Linked DNA regions of Homo sapiens: regions 2 and 3 are each linked to region 1. A link is a loop called in an ENCODE intact Hi-C map of the cell type or tissue named here. Cell type or tissue: heart left ventricle. All regions are shown on one strand.

The links. A loop is a pair of places that touch in the nucleus more often than their neighbours do. Peaks named below come from ENCODE experiments on the same cell type or tissue, not always from the same donor. Only the 100,000 strongest peaks of a DNase experiment are listed, where the experiment ranks them.
Region 2: it touches region 1 in a loop (2.7-fold over the local background); 31 of 110 quality-filtered maps call a loop at or near these places.
Region 3: it touches region 1 in a loop (14-fold over the local background); 102 of 110 quality-filtered maps call a loop at or near these places.

Annotation. Positions count from the first base shown.
Region 1 is chr5:134,037,129-134,042,128 of GRCh38, reverse strand. It overlaps a transcript of VDAC1 not described here. Among named protein-coding and RNA genes, the nearest start is that of VDAC1, 35 kb to the right of the region's middle. In heart left ventricle, no CTCF peak of the experiment used is centred here; a DNase peak (open chromatin) is centred at 2,408.
Region 2 is chr5:134,286,828-134,291,827 of GRCh38, reverse strand. It overlaps a transcript of CDKL3 not described here. Among named protein-coding and RNA genes, the nearest start is that of PPP2CA-DT, 63 kb to the right of the region's middle. In heart left ventricle, a CTCF peak has its summit at 2,099 (motif pointing right); no DNase peak of the experiment used is centred here.
Region 3 is chr5:134,137,677-134,142,676 of GRCh38, reverse strand. It overlaps TCF7 (transcription factor 7), which reads right to left. Exons shown (of 10, transcript NM_003202.5): 4 at 4,513-4,618; 5 at 3,639-3,726; 6 at 373-492. Among named protein-coding and RNA genes, the nearest start is that of TCF7, 25 kb to the right of the region's middle. RefSeq lists enhancers at 2,338-3,315, 3,907-4,016, 4,187-4,356, 4,367-4,436. In heart left ventricle, a CTCF peak has its summit at 2,006 (motif pointing right); no DNase peak of the experiment used is centred here.

The sequences.
Region 1 (5,000 bases):
CCCTTGACTCATTCTGAGAGCATTGCCACAAGGGGTTCTGGCCTCCAAGTTCACCTTTGGTTTGGTTTCTGCTCGGGCAGCTCAGAGCAGTTTTGTTTTCAAGTGCAAACCCACAGAGCTGCTTTCCCCTTTCTCTGATCCCCCAAAACAAACAAAGGATGTTGGTCTGCATTTTGATTTGTTTTGAAGCTGCAGAGGAGAGTGAGGGAAATGGGTCACCTCAGGAGCTTCGAGGGTGGCCAGGCCAGCCAGGGAGTGTGGGGTGGTGGCCAGGATGGCGCCTTACTCTGGAGGACTGACTGGCCAGCCCACCCTGGGTGGGCCCTGCTCCCAGGGAGCCACTCACCAACAGGGATGCCTGGAGCTGGGGGCTCCTCATGGGGCCATGCAAAGCGCCCTGTGTGGAAGGCAGGAGGCCCAAGTCCCAGGCATGGCTCCAAGGCCCCTTGCTGTGTGATGTTAGGCAAGGCCTGCGTTTCTCTGAGTTTGAGTCTGGTGAAATGAGGCCCACCAGCTCGGTCCCACCATCTTTCCCATCCCCACTGGAGTGGGGAGGGGGCATTACAGAGTCCCATGCCACTCACAGCGCTGATGTCCAGGGCTCCCTGAGCAGCTGGTCCTGGGACCATTGGATAAGCACCTTATATTCTGCTAGGACGTTGGCCATCAGGGCTGGCCTTCTCTAGCCCCAGACCCATTCCTTCGCCTTCCCACTGGTCAGCAGAGGCCCCTACACTGCTTGGTTTACATGATCCATGGATGTGCCCCTCCTGGGCCTGTGGCCCCTCCCAGAGTGGGTGTAGGTACCTGAAGCAGTAAAGATTAGGTCAAGGAATTTTCAGCAGCAACCTCTTTTCTGACATCCCCCAAAGAAAGAAGTCCCCTGAGCAAGGTGAGCTCTGTCATTCCCAGAGCCTGCAGGTGACCAAAGATGTTCGGAAGGAGCCTGCGGGTCAGCCAAGTCTTTGAAGCATCAAGAGAAGGAGCTGGTAATGTTTTCCCTTGAGTAGGATCAGTAGCAGGGGTTTGAGCAAAGTGAGTGCATTTATTCCAGAACAACTGAACTGGATCCCAAGGACAATATTTTAAATTTCTTCATTAAAGTCCATCTGTTCCGACAGTTCTTCATCTTTTGCATTATTAATCCTTTTAGTGAAAGCTACAGATTCTCTTCTTGGGGGAAAAACACACACACAAAATTTTGAACCACATTTAAAAAGGTTTGCAGCCCTCCATGTGTAATTCCTGGGAAGTTAAAGTAATTCAGGGAGAACTGACTTCCTAGAGTGACCCCTTTCCCAACTGGGGAGGAGACACTATTGGATAGCCTGGGTTGTTCTTCAAAGGATGTTTTGGAGAGACACAGAATCAACTGCTCTTTTTATTTTTTAATTTTATATTTGAGACAGAATCTCGCTCTGTCGCCCAGGCTGGAGTGCAGCAGTACGATATTGGCTCACCGCAACCTCCACCTCCTTGATTCAAGCGATTCTCCTGCCTCAGCCTGCCTCCACAGGCACGTGGCACCATGCCCAGCTAATTTTTTTTTTTTTTGAGACGGAGTCTCACTCTGTCACCCAGGCTGGAGTGCAATGGCGTGGTCTCGGCTCACTGCAACCTCTGCCTCCCGGGTTCAAGCGATTCTCCCACCTCAGCCTCCCGAGTAGCTGGGACTACAGGCACGTGCCACCACACCCAGTTAATTTTTGTATTTTTAGTAGAGATGGGATTTCACTATGTTGGCCAGGCTGGTTTCGAACTCCTGACCTCGTGATCCGCCCACCTCGGCTTCCCAAAGTGCTGGGATTACAGGCATGAGCCACTGCTCCTGGCCTATGCCCAGCTAATTTTTATATTTTTAGTGGAGACCGGGTTTCGCCATGTTGGCCAGGCTGGTCTCCAGCTCTCGACCTCAAGTGATCCACCCGTCTTGGCCTCCCAAAGTGTTGGGGTTAGAGGTGTGAGCCACCGTGCCAGCCAATTGCTCCTTTTAGAATGGGAGTGCTAACCTCAGGGGTCTCTCTCTCGGGTGCCAAAAGAGGAGATGCCTTTTGTGTGGACCCATGGAACTGAAGCCTCCGTCCTTGTCCCTGGAAGGGCCCAATTTTGGGGTTCCAGGAGCTCCTGCGCCTAAGGGGGTGCTGTCACCCTGTGGTTTTTCTTAGTTGACAGCTCATAGGTGCTTGGGAATGTGCTGTGTCTGCGTTCCAGACTGCAGGAGCAGTCTGGAAACTTGGCTGTGGGCAGACATGCCACCCTCCTAAGGTGAAAGAAACCTGAGTGGCCAGAGCCTAGTGTTTGCTCCCCTAATTTGAGAACAGGGAACTGTGCCTCCTCCTGGAGACTGCAGGGTTTGGGAGCCGGGAGATGGCCCATCTCGCTTCTTTGGTCAGCTTCTGGCGCCACCTCGTGGCTAATTCTCTAATAGCAGCCAGGTCTCATTCTGGCACAGAGGGTTCTCAGTAGAACCACCAGAGGGAGCTTTAAAATTACGCACGTCTGCCGGGCGCGGTGGCTCACGCCTGTAATCCCAGCACTTTGGGAGGCCAAGGCGGGCGGATCACGAGGTCAGCAGATCGAGACCATCCTGGCTAACACGGTGAAACCCCCGTCTCTACTAAAAATACAAAAAATTAGCCGGGCGTGGTGGCAGGAGCCTGTAGTCCCAGCTACTCAGAAGGCTGAGGCGGGAGAATGGCCAGAACCCAGGAGGCAGAGCTTACAGTGAGCCGAGATTGCGCCACTGCACTCCAGCCTGGGCGACAGAGGGAGACTCCGTCTCAAAAAAAATAAAAAAAATAAAAAACCACGCATGTCGGGGGCCATTCCAGACCAGTGAAACAATCATCTGTTTCGTTGGGGCCTAGCATCAGTATTTATTAGGGCTCTCCAGATGACATCAATGTGAAGCCAGGGTTGCGAATCACTGTAACAGCAATAGGTTGGTTCCTTGGTCTTGGCCCACAGGCAAGGGAGGACGATTGAGGTGGGGAGGAGAAATTACAAGGGCTTTCTGGAGAATTGGTTTCACTTTGCTTGCATGGACCTACTTGGTGCTCTGGAAAGCATGGAGGTCAGCGAGTAATGAATGCCACAATACAGAATGTTGTAAATAAGGCGCCTATTGCAAATAAAGTGTCTATTACTGGGCCTTTACATTAGCATCTGTGGGCATTTCCATGGGCCCTCTATGGGCCCATTTTGTGTCTATCTCAATGATAGACACAAAATGGGTTCATTTTGTGTCTATCTCAATGATAACATTTAAAAGTCAACATATAAACACACCTTGGCTTACCTGGAAGGCTGTTAACTGACTTTCTCTCCTGGTTTTGGTGTCCAAAATAACTTTGGAATTTACTATCCTATTGCTGCAAAGCAGAACTACTTTAATTGTCACGGGGTAATTAGCAAAGGGTAAAAGGATTCACTTGGTGAGGAATGTATTTGAGCCAGGCAAAGACAAAAGACTTGGCAGAATTGAGTTATCTTTTCAAAATATTTTCATGTTCACAAAACAATGCTGTAGCTGTTTTGAACTCACAAGTACCTGCCCCATGCTGTCCCATACATATTACACTGAATGATATTTGTGGGGGGTGGGATTGAGGGAGGGGGTCGTGGATAGGAAATAAAGTCCCAACTCCTGGCCAGAGCCGGCAAAACCCTGTATGCTCTGCCTCTGCCTTCCTTTCAATCCCCGCTCTTACCCTCCATGCTTACTGGCTTCCCTCCAGCCACACTGGGCTTTTTGCTGCCTCTCAAACATGCCACCTTGTTCTCATCCCAGGGGCCTCTGAACCTGCTGTTTGCTTTGCCTGGGGCACTCTTTCCCCAGATATTTATGTGGTTTGCTTTCTGAGTTCTTTCAGGCCTTAGCTGTAATGTCAGAGGCCTTTCCTAATCACCCTCATTAAATTAGGACCCCTGCCTAATTCTTCTCCCCATTTTGTATTCTCCATTGTACTTTTCACTGCTTGAATTGTATTGTTTATGTGCTTGTTTCCTTGTTTATTGCTTGGGAACCCACATGTGTTGTAACTCCTTGAGGGTAGAGGCCATATCTAGCATTTACCATAATTTCCCCAGTCTTTGGCACATTGACATTATTTAATAAGCATTCTTTTACAAATTCTTGTATTTTGGAATAATTTTAGTTGCAATGATATTACAGAGTTATGGTATATTTTCACTCTGATTGCCTTAATGTCAATATCATATATAACTGTAGTACAATGATCTATAAAAGGAGTTAACATTGATACAATACGATTCACTAATCTACAGGTTTTTTGTTGTTTTTGGGGGCTTTTTTTGCAGTGAGAGAAAGAGGCATTTATTGCAGGACATCATCAGGCAAGGAGGATGGGGAGCTCACGCTTAAGACCCAACCTCCCTGATGGCTTACAAGCAAGGGTTTTTAAAGGCAGGGGTACATTTCAGGAAAGGAGAAGTCACAGGCCAATGTGTAAACAAACATATGGAAGCTATACATTGGTTTAGCCCAAAAAGGTGGGATATCTTGAAGCAGGGGCTTACAGGTCATAGGTAGATTCAGAGATTCTTTGATTTGCAGTTGGTTGAGGAAGGAAGACTTTGTCTAAAAAACTTGGGGTCAGCAGAAAAGAATGTTAAGATTTGGCCTTAATATAGGCTAGTTAAGATCAGGAAACCCATTAATCATCAGGGGTGCTATGCCAGTCAGGTCACCAGAGCAAGCCCTAATGCACTAGGTCAGAGTGACCAGTTTAGCAAATTGATGGCCTGCAGGTGTCACTTTCTCCAAGCACCTCGGGAAGAAATTTAGAACACAGGGCAGTGATCAGAGTTCAGTCCTCAGTTCCCTCTTATCTGAGGTCCACATGACAGCAATGGGCATTTTCCATCTGGTGGGCATCCAGGTTTCTGAAAAACAAATCTATTAGGATTGTTGCTTTATTGGGCCTCGTTTCTTCCATCTGACTTTCACTTCTTGTCCTGCAGTGTCCACCCTGGTCTCT
Region 2 (5,000 bases), 250 kb before region 1:
TCCAACATGGCTATCACTAGAAGCTCAGTTAAAGAGTTCCTTTTTTTTTTTTTTGAGATGGAGTCTTGCTCTGTCACCCAGGCTGGAGTGCAATGGCATGATCTTGGCTCACTGCAACCTCTGCCTCCCAGGTTCAAGCGATTCTCCTGTCTCAGCCTCCCAAGTAGCTGAGATTACAGGTGTACGCCACCATGCCCAGCTACTTTTGTATTTTTAGTAGAGACGAGGTTTCACCATATTGGCCAGGCTCGTCTCGAACTCCTGACCTCAGGTGATCTATCTGCCTGCCTCAGCCTCCCAGAGTGCTGGGATTACAGGCGTAAGCCACTGTCCCCAGCCTGGTTAGTTTCTCTTAATAATAGTTTGATGAATCTGTAAACAATGGGAAAGCAAGAGATATGATGTTTCGTAGTTCACACATTTGGGTTCACTTCTTAGACCTCTTCTCTTTTTTGTCTATACTCCCCAGGTAATTTTATCCAGACACATAACCTTGAATACCATTTATATGCTGATGATTCTGAAATCTCTCCTTCCAGCCTGGACTTCACCCACAAACTCCAAACTCAGATTTCCAATTACCCATTCAACAGCTATATTAAAATATATAATAGGTATCTCAAACTTAACATATCCAAAATTAAAGTCCTGATCTCTTCCTCACTCCATATGCTTCCTTGAGTGTTTTCTGCATGTTAGTTAAGGGTAACTCCATTCTTCTAATTGCTCAAGAGAAAAATCTTGGAGTAATCCTCAACTCCTCTCTTTTTCTTATACCCTACATCATCCTTTCAGCTCTATTTTCAAAATATTTCCAGGATTTGACCACCTTATACCCCTTCACTGCTATTCACAACATCTCTTGTCTGGATTTTGTAGAAGTCTCCTAACTGATCTCCTGCCTTCACCTCTGTTCAACCTTCAGTTTCTTGTTCTTCAGTTTCTTCAGTTTCAATGCACTGCCTGGGTGTTCTTAATAAAACTTAAGTCAGATTGTGTGTGGTGGCTCACACTTATAATCCCAACACTTTGGGAGGCTGAGGTAAGAGGATCCCTTGAGGCCAGGAGTTTGAGATCAGCCTGGGCAATATAGCAAGACCCCATCTCTACAAAAAAATTAAAAAAAAAAACTTAAATCAGATGATGTCATTGCTCTGCCCAAAACCCTCATGGCTTCCCACTTCACTCAGAGTAAAAGCCACAGACATCACAATAACTTACACAGCCCTACACAGTATGCCTCTCCCCTTCTTTGACACCATTGATTATTTTCCTCCCTATTGCTCATTCTGTTCCAGGCCCACTGGCCCCTTTGCAATTCCTGCAGCACAATGGTTATGCTTCTGCCTTAGAAACTTTGCTCTTGCTGTTTCCTTTGCCTAGAAAATCTCTTTCCTCATGCATCTACACGATTTCTTTCTTCACCTCCTTCCAGTTCAAGACAAACCCTTTTTTTTTTTTTTTTTTTTTTTTTGAGACAGAGTCTCACTCTGTCACCAGTCTGTAGTACAGTGGCGCAATCTCGGCTCACTGCAACTTCCCGACTCCCTGGTTCAAGAGATTCTCCTGCCTCAGTCTCCCGAGTACCTGGGATTACAGGCATGTGCCACCATGCCCAGCTAATTTTTGTATTTTTAGTAGAGATGGGGTTTCACCATGTTGGCCAGGAGGGTCTTGATTTCTTGACCTTGTGATTTGCCTGCCTCAGCCTCCCAAAGTGCTGGGATTACGGGTGTGAGCCACTGCGCCTGGCCAAGGCAAAGTTTTAACGTCTTGTTCACTGCTGTATTCTCCATGCTTAGAACAATGCATAACATATATTGGCACACATTAACATTTGCTCTGTGACGAATGAATGGATTTATTAAGCACTCCACATAGTAAGTCACTTGAGGAAAAAAAACAGAAGAATGAAATATAATTTTACCGGTGGGGTAGAATATGCACTGTGTATCATGTTAGTATTAATTTCATTTTCTGGATAACAGTACTTTGTATTGATTGTTTCCAGTAGCTGTTACATGGTCTGTATGCCCCTCTTGCTCAAGAGAGTGAGGATGATCCTGAAATTCTCTTCGAAGTCAGATTATCATAGTCTCCTCCAGAGGGAGCCCACAGTCCAGCATTTTCAAGAGCTGGAGTCACCCTCTGACCCTAACAGAGGACAAGCCATTTGGTCTCCTGTTGGACGAACTAATGTATGAAGATGGGGTGCTAATACAGCTGTGCTTTTTGGTCTAAATCCCCTAGATGAGAAATGCAACAAAAGTGCAAGCTAGGAATTTGGTTTCCTCCAAAGTCTCAGGACATTTCAAACCAAGACCTAGATTATACACATTTCAGGCAACATTTACTCTTGGGCATCTCTGAGTAATTTCTTTGTGGCTACTCATTATTACATTGAACAGTATTATTATAATGTTAAAAGCATCTGATGCCTCATGAAATTACTTTAACAACAGGATTTATTATATAATAATTCTGCCATCAATATTGTTGGATTCCTTGGATTGTTGTTGAGTTTGGAAAATTGGTTTCTTTAATTTCTCTCTATTCTTCAAACAGAAAATGTGATGGTATCAGAATATTTATTGAAAGTGTACCTGCAAACTCCTGGGGATTTTTTCTTTTCTTTTTCTTTCCTTTTTTTTTTTTTTTTTTTTTATGAGACAGGGTCTTGCTCTGCTGTCTAGGCTGAACTACAGTAACATGATCATAACTTACTGCAGCCTCAAATTCCTGGGCTCAAGCAATCCTCTTGCCTCAGCCTCCTGAATAGTTGGGAGTACAGGTGTTCACCACCATGCTGGGCTCATTTTTAAATTTTTCATACAGACAGGGCCTCACTATATTGGCCAGGCTGGTTCTTTAAAAAAAAAAAAAGTTTATTGAACAAACATTCCATTTTTATTTAAAGTCACATATTATGAGAGTCCAGATTAGTATCAGATTACCTGAGTTAGAAGGCAGATGCTTTTATCACCTCTTCATTGGAAACCTGTTTGGTGCTTTGCTGCCTCAGTTTTCCCAGCTGGATAATGGGGACAAAATAGCTTATCCTAGAGATATTGTGAGGACTCAAGGTTTAACACACACAGGACACAGTGGGTTTGTAGTGATGAAATTTAGTAGTTCACTGGGTCTCTGTGTCTTCTTCAAGGATGAAGAATTATGGTCTTTAAGTTTTGTTATGCGAGTTATCTGAGTTTATCCTGACTTAATTCCCTTTGGGAATAAATTAGGTCTGAAAGTGTCCTCTACTCTTGTTGCATACTGCCTGTGAAACTCCTAGGGTATCTGTGCACTGGTCACCATTTATTTAGACATAAAGTTGGCATGAGTTATCTGTTCTGCAGGCATAAAGTGTTTCATTAAATACAAGAAAAAACATGGCATTTACAGTTTTAAAAGAGAGCTGTATAATGTGTCCGCTATTGTGGTTTGGAAGAAAATTAATCTCTGGAGACCCAGTTAGAGTTGTACCATGTCAAAAAAGAGATACTAGTACTGTAATTCTTTTCCACCCTGAGAAAAGCAAGTTTAGCTCAACACTTTCCAACTTTTATCATTTGGGGTTACATTGGATTTTCTCAGAGTTTTTGAGTGTTAGTGGAGTTTTAAAAGTAAAGTTACAGGCCAGGCTTGGTGGCTCATGCCTATAATCCCAGCACTTTGGGAGGCCAAGGCGGGCAGATCACCTGAGGTCAGGAGTTCGAGACCACCCTGACCAACATGGAGAAACCCCATCTGTACTAAAAATACAAAATTAGCTGGGTGTGGTGGCACATGTCTGTAATCCCAGCTACTCGGGAGGCTGAGGCAGGAGAATCACTTGAACCTGGGAGGCAGAGGTTGTGGTGAGCTGAGATTGCACCATTGCACTCTAGCCTGGGCAACAAGGGTGAAACGCCATTTCAAAAAAAAAAAAAAAAGTAAAGTTACAAACATAGCTGTGGTAAGGTGTCGAGAAGATGAGTTACTGGTTAATTTAGGCAGATCCAGGTTTTATGGAAGCTGATACTTTTAAATGAGGGCTCTTTTTGAGGAGGAAACACAAAATTTCAAAGGCAAAATTAGAAGGGCTGTTTCCATGGCTTTGGGTGCAGCCTGTGCAAGTGAGGGACTACATTGGCTTTCAATAAATATGCCTCTGCTGATAGGATTGCTCCTATTTGGTTCTCCATAGCCACCAAAACTCATGCAAACAAGTAGGTTATGGCAATGGCAGTGGCAGGGGCAGCTGAATTGGCAATCAATTGGCTAGGTCTTGAAATCTGTTGGGTAGCATCCATGTGATGATTGGGAGTCTTGGCTCTAAGTCCTTTGACCACGTGAAGTTGTCATAAGTGAAAGGGGATACAACTGGTTGCTCAGTGGGTTGCTGCTGTGTGGCACTCATTACCTTTCCTTTGGAAGAAGGAACACAGAATAGAGTCACAAGGATAGGGAACACTCTCTTGTGTTTAACACCCCTTGAAGAATAAAATTAAAATTCGATCCATTAAATAATTGAGTCAGGGTTCTGTTTTCACCAGAGTAATAAAAACTTGCTTTTGATGGGCACCAGTTATCACCTAATTGTCAAATTCAGTGACTTTTAAAAAATCCTTATTTTTCCTGATCTTTGTGTCACATTTCACACTATGAATCATCTTTTCCTCCTCAAAGCGCGCCTTCTTTTTTGTCACATGTCATCATTTTCTTCTTAATTCTAAGTGCTTTTCTGTTCTACTGATAATTTTTCTTCCTACCTGTTTCCCTGGCAGTTCTTAAGGCCTCCACTCTTCCCTGTTCCTTGAGAGAAGTATGTTACTCTTATAGCTTGGCTACCACCTCTGAGGGTATTTCTCCAAAATTTGTAGTTCTTCCACAGACATTTACCTGAAGCTACAGTCTCTATATGTTTGCTAAATGTTTCCACTTTATCATTTTGCTGTTTCTTCAGCCTTACTGATAGGGTTTGGCTGTGTCCCCACACAAATCTCATCTTGAATTCCCAC
Region 3 (5,000 bases), 100 kb before region 1:
CACCTAATTGCAGCCTCCTCCTCTAGCGTGGGCCTAGAGTGTGCCTAAGTGTATGATACCAGAGTTTTCTAAGTGGAATCTTTCCTAGCTGCCCCCAAATGGGTGAGCAGACAGCTAAGTAACTGTTCCTTATAGGAACACTACAGACAAGTGGGAAAAGCATGTGTTAAGGACTTCTGAGCCCCTCCTCTGTTGGCTCAGAAAAATCCTTGTTCCCCATCCCACCCACCCCCTCCTACTTCTGAGGATCAAAAACATAGCCAGAGGCACGAAACAGCTTAGGCAGGGACCTCGTGGCAGTCCTCAGGCCTGGTGGGGAGGCATGTGTATCCTGACTGACACACCCCCTGCCATCATTGTCTTTTCACTCACAGGTTGCGGTCGAAGGGCTGCAGCTCCTGCTTCCCTGAGGGGGGCACAATGGCCGGGTGGGGGATGGCTGCTGGGTGACCAGGTACACCAGAACCTAGCATCAAGGATGGGTGGGTGAACCTGGAGGCAGGAAGAAAGTTAACACTGAGCCAAGAATTATGGGCCAGACCTTTGGACACACACAGAGGCCCCTGCATAATACATAACTTGAGGACACAGGTGAACAGATAGATACTCTATCCTACTGGCCTAGACATAAGTACACAGAGATAAATACAAATACCTGCTCCCAGCACACTACACAGACACACTGCAAAAATCTACATAGATTGCCATTCAGATGGTTACTACATAGGTCCCAAGTAGCTTTTGAATCTGTCCCCTTCTCACGTCCTTCCCCTACCAACCCAGCCTCAGGAGCCTGTGGCTGCCCTGTGAGGCCTCATCCCTCTCCTGCTTGACCCTTCCAGGCCTCTCTCCACACAATAGCCAGAGTAACCATTAGAGACACCTGAATGTTCCTGGCCTGCTTCGGCTGAAATTCCCCCAGCGTCCAAAGAATAGAACCCAGGCTGCTCCCAAGGGCCTGCACAGCCCTGCATGAGCATCCTGCTGCTGTTGCTAGCCCCTTCTCTTCTCCTCTGCTTCCTGTCCCTCTCCGTTCCCCGGCAGCCCCAGTTATGGCTGTTCCCTTGTTTTCTTCTCGCAAAAGATCTATTACTCTTTCCGCGAAGCTCTCCCTGACCCATCAGGCCTGGTGAGGTCTCCTTGGGGCTTCCCCATCACTCAGCTGGCCCATTAAGCTGCCGGTGCCATGTCTACACTTGCTATACTGGGCTGTGAGCTCCAGTGGGCAGCAAATGTCTGTGGAATCCCCTGCCATTGCATATTTGCACTGAGTCTGTCACTGAAGGAGTGACCTAAGTGAAGGGATCCATGTACACACACCTCCCACTTCACTTTCTTGCTATTCTGTGGAGACCATTCTGCCCCTTACTGCTTGCACAGGTATTATCCCTGAGCCAGCAGCCCCTAAGGGTCAGAGGTTGGGGACTTAGGTAAAAGGTGCTGTCTCAGCTTGGGCAAAGCTCAGGGGATGCCCAGGAGAGTCCTTCTAAGTAGGGATGAAGAACAGAGGTGAGTGCACACACATCTGCACACGGGCTGAGCCACATATGCCTGTACTGTCCTGGCCTCTGTGGTGCTCTGCTGCACGGTGTGGCCCAGGCTGAGGCCTCTTGGCACTTGCACTAGCTTCATTCTCAGGCACAGGACAGCAGGGGGCTGCAAAATGACAGACGGACAGATGGACAAACGACTAACACAGGGCAAGCACTGGCCTGGGCATGGCCTTGTGTGGGCTCTGAAGCCTGGGCAACAGGAAGCAGGAGCCTAGCTGCAGTGTAGGGGACTCACCTGGGGTAGGGGGCGCCAGGGGCTGCAGTGGGGGCAGGGAAGTGCTGTCTATATCCGCAGGAAGGGGACAGGGGGTAGAGAGGAGGGCTGGGCCTGTGGTTGGGAGAGATAGCTGTTAGCAGTCTGGCTGCTGGCCAGACACGAGGAAAGACTTCCCTACCTTGCTAGGCAGGCCTTGACCCATCCTGTGAGACAGATGGGCCTCTGCTGGAATTTCAAGCATCTGCCACCAGAGGGCAGCTTGTGCGGTTTCCCTCTATAAACTTGTATGGGTGCTTGAGGGATGGAAATGGTATCCTTCTCCTGGGACCCAGCTTAGCAGGCCCCTGGGCCCCTCCAGCCTGCTTCTGTTTCTTTGACGGTATAGGGCTGATATCTGTCCTGGGGCCATTGCAGCCACTGTTAACACTGGATTGTTTTGCACCACTTTGCCTGCTTCAATTCCTGGTCATCCTTCAGGTCTTCCTTAGCTAAGTGACCCTTCCTCCTCAAATCCCTGAGATTCCAAGCTGGATGAGGTACCTCTCTGGGCTCCTACAGTCCCTAACTAGAGCACTACCAACAGTGCCCTGTAACTGTCTGGTTTTTTGCCTGGGTTGCCCACGAGGTAGACTGAGTTCTGAGAGGGCAGGGACCTAACGATCAGTTGGCTTCAGCAGTGCCGACTTCCCTGGTGCCCAGAACCCTGCCCGGCACACAATAGGGCTCAGTGGAGAGATGGCTTAAATACCCCTACTTCTTTCCTCACAGCCAAGTGCCACCGGGTGGAAGCCGAGAGCACAGGGCTGCCTGAAGTCCCCTCCTTACAGCCTTGGTGGGTAAAATCTGCTGTAGGCTCAACTCTCTTGGTCTTCAGCACTGCTGGCCTAGGGGATGCTTTTGAAAGGCTGGCCTACAGATTTGCATCCACGGAACCCTGGTCTAGTCCAGTAAGGCTGGGCTCTTGAGCATCTTGCCACGCTTTGATCCTAGGGGTATTCATGGGAGTAGTCTTAATTTGTATTCAGAATGGATTGTCCAAGGAGAAGCTGGAACGGAGGAGGGTGCTGACCATGGGTAAAGGGCAAGTGGGCCACAGGTTGGGCCTCTGGCCTGCCCGATCTCCTTGGGGAGCCAAGTTTTCCTGCTGTTGGGTGACTGCCACAGCCCAGCTCTCTGAAATAGGCTAGAGACCTGCGCAGCTCAAACTATCGTTGATGAGTAAAGGGCCAAGTAGCCTGCCAAGGCCCAACTCCAGCTGAGGACAGGCCCTTTGGCCCATAGTCAGGCCTACTGGCTTAGGGGGCCAGGCTTCCTTTTCCTGGTCCAGCCTTAAGAATCTCCAAGCAGGCTGGTCAGAGGCTTGGGCTTAAGCAGGCACCACAGGGGCAGGGAGGGACACTGCCCCTCAAGCAGCTCAGCCAAGGAAAGGACCAAAAGCAGTAGGCACTGAGGCCAGTGAGCTGAGAAGCAGCAGCCTCTCTGGTAGCCACTCATGCTGTCCCCTCCCTGCTCGGGCCCACCTTTCTTCCTCAGTTACTCATATGGCCCTGGAGGTCCCTTAGCAGCCCAGAGTTCTCCCATCTAAGGGGATCTCTTGGACACTGAGGGAGACAGGGCTGGGACCAGGGACCAGCTCTCCTGCCTCTCCAAAGGGAGTATGTCAGGCTCCCTGGGGAATGCAGGCCGGGGTACATGAGGACCCCTAGCTCAGAGCCAGGTTAGGACAGAGTTGCTGGCCAGCCCCTGGCATCTAAACAGAGCTGGCAGCAGGGTGGCCAGCCAAGAGGGATGGAGGAGGAAATGGAAGGGCAGGCAGGTCTTGGTCTGACCAGCACACGGTACCCCTTTCCCATTGGGCCCACACTCACCAGCTCACAGTGTGGGGGAGCTGCCCCATGCTGCCTGAGGTCAGGGAGTAGAAGCCAGAGAGGTCAGGGGTCTGCAGAGGCCTGTGAACTGCAGAGGAGAGAAGCTGAGTGAGTGGGCTAGCCTGACCTGGCAGGCCATATCAGCAGTTACTGCATCCTAGAACCTCCTACAGGGGCCTTAAGATCCCACCAGCTTTGCTAGAGGACCAGACATAAACTAGTTTATTCAGGAGGATCCCAGTGTGATAATAGTGCCCCTTTGACAGACAAGGGAACCCAGGGCAGAGGGCTGGGGTGACTTGCCTAAGACATTAGGGGGCCAGTAGGCAGAGCTGAAGTCACTCAGGCATGGAGGCATTGGGGCATCTCTGCTCGGGGGACTCCAGCCTAGCTTTCTGGGCAGGAGGCAGGCCCCTGGTCTAGGGGAGCCCAGCCTGGGGAGCCAAGGCTCCACCTGCCCCCCAGGGTTGAGTCAGCAGGTTTCCCACAGCTGACAATGAGGGATTTCAGAATGACTTTGCCTGAGGCTGAGGTGAATCAGCCATCACAACCACCACTTTCCATTTTCTCACTGAGAGGAGGAAAGGCTACAGTTTTACAGTTCTCAGCAATGCTGCCATACTGGCAGCGGGGTCACCCATGGGATTTAGGCTTCAACCTGAAGCCTTCACATTTTGACCTAGCACCACCTTTTCCAGTTTTCTGATGCCCTTATACCCCCAGTCCATCTTTCTGGTATTTTCTTTGGGCCCTTAGTTTGCACAGCCCCAGGTTCTCCAGTTATAAAATGGACCCAGCTACCTGGTCTCAGAAGCTGGGGTCTTGGCCCTTAGGCTCTGGTTTCACTGGGCCCCTCCCCATCCCAGGCTTGTACCTTGCTTCTGGCTGATGTCCGCAGGTGCAGGGGTGGGATGTGGGCTGTTGAAATGTTCGTAGAGAGAGAGTTGGGGGACACCGTGGGGGGGCTGATTGGCCTTGTGCTGAAAAATGAGAAGGAGGGTGGGTGAGTGTGGCGAGTCCTGAGGGAGGAAGACACTGGGATGAGGGTATACAGGAAGCCCAGCTGTCAAAGAAAAGTGGTGGCCAAAACCACAGGCCTCAGCGAAGGGGGTACCACTCAAGTCACAGTGTCCAGTACCCCGCCCACTAGCCCCCAAGACTTTGCCCAAGCAGTCCCACCCCCTAGAAAGCCTCTTGGTCTTTCTGGGCACTCAATTCCTGGAGGTGCGTCTCCCCTGTCCAGAAAACCCTTATTGGCCTCCTCATCTCAGGTTTGGCTTGTCTGGGAGGTTGCTTATAGCCTCCAGCCCCCTAAAGCAGGGCATGGCCTGAGGACCCAGGCCTACCCCAGCACACCCTGGA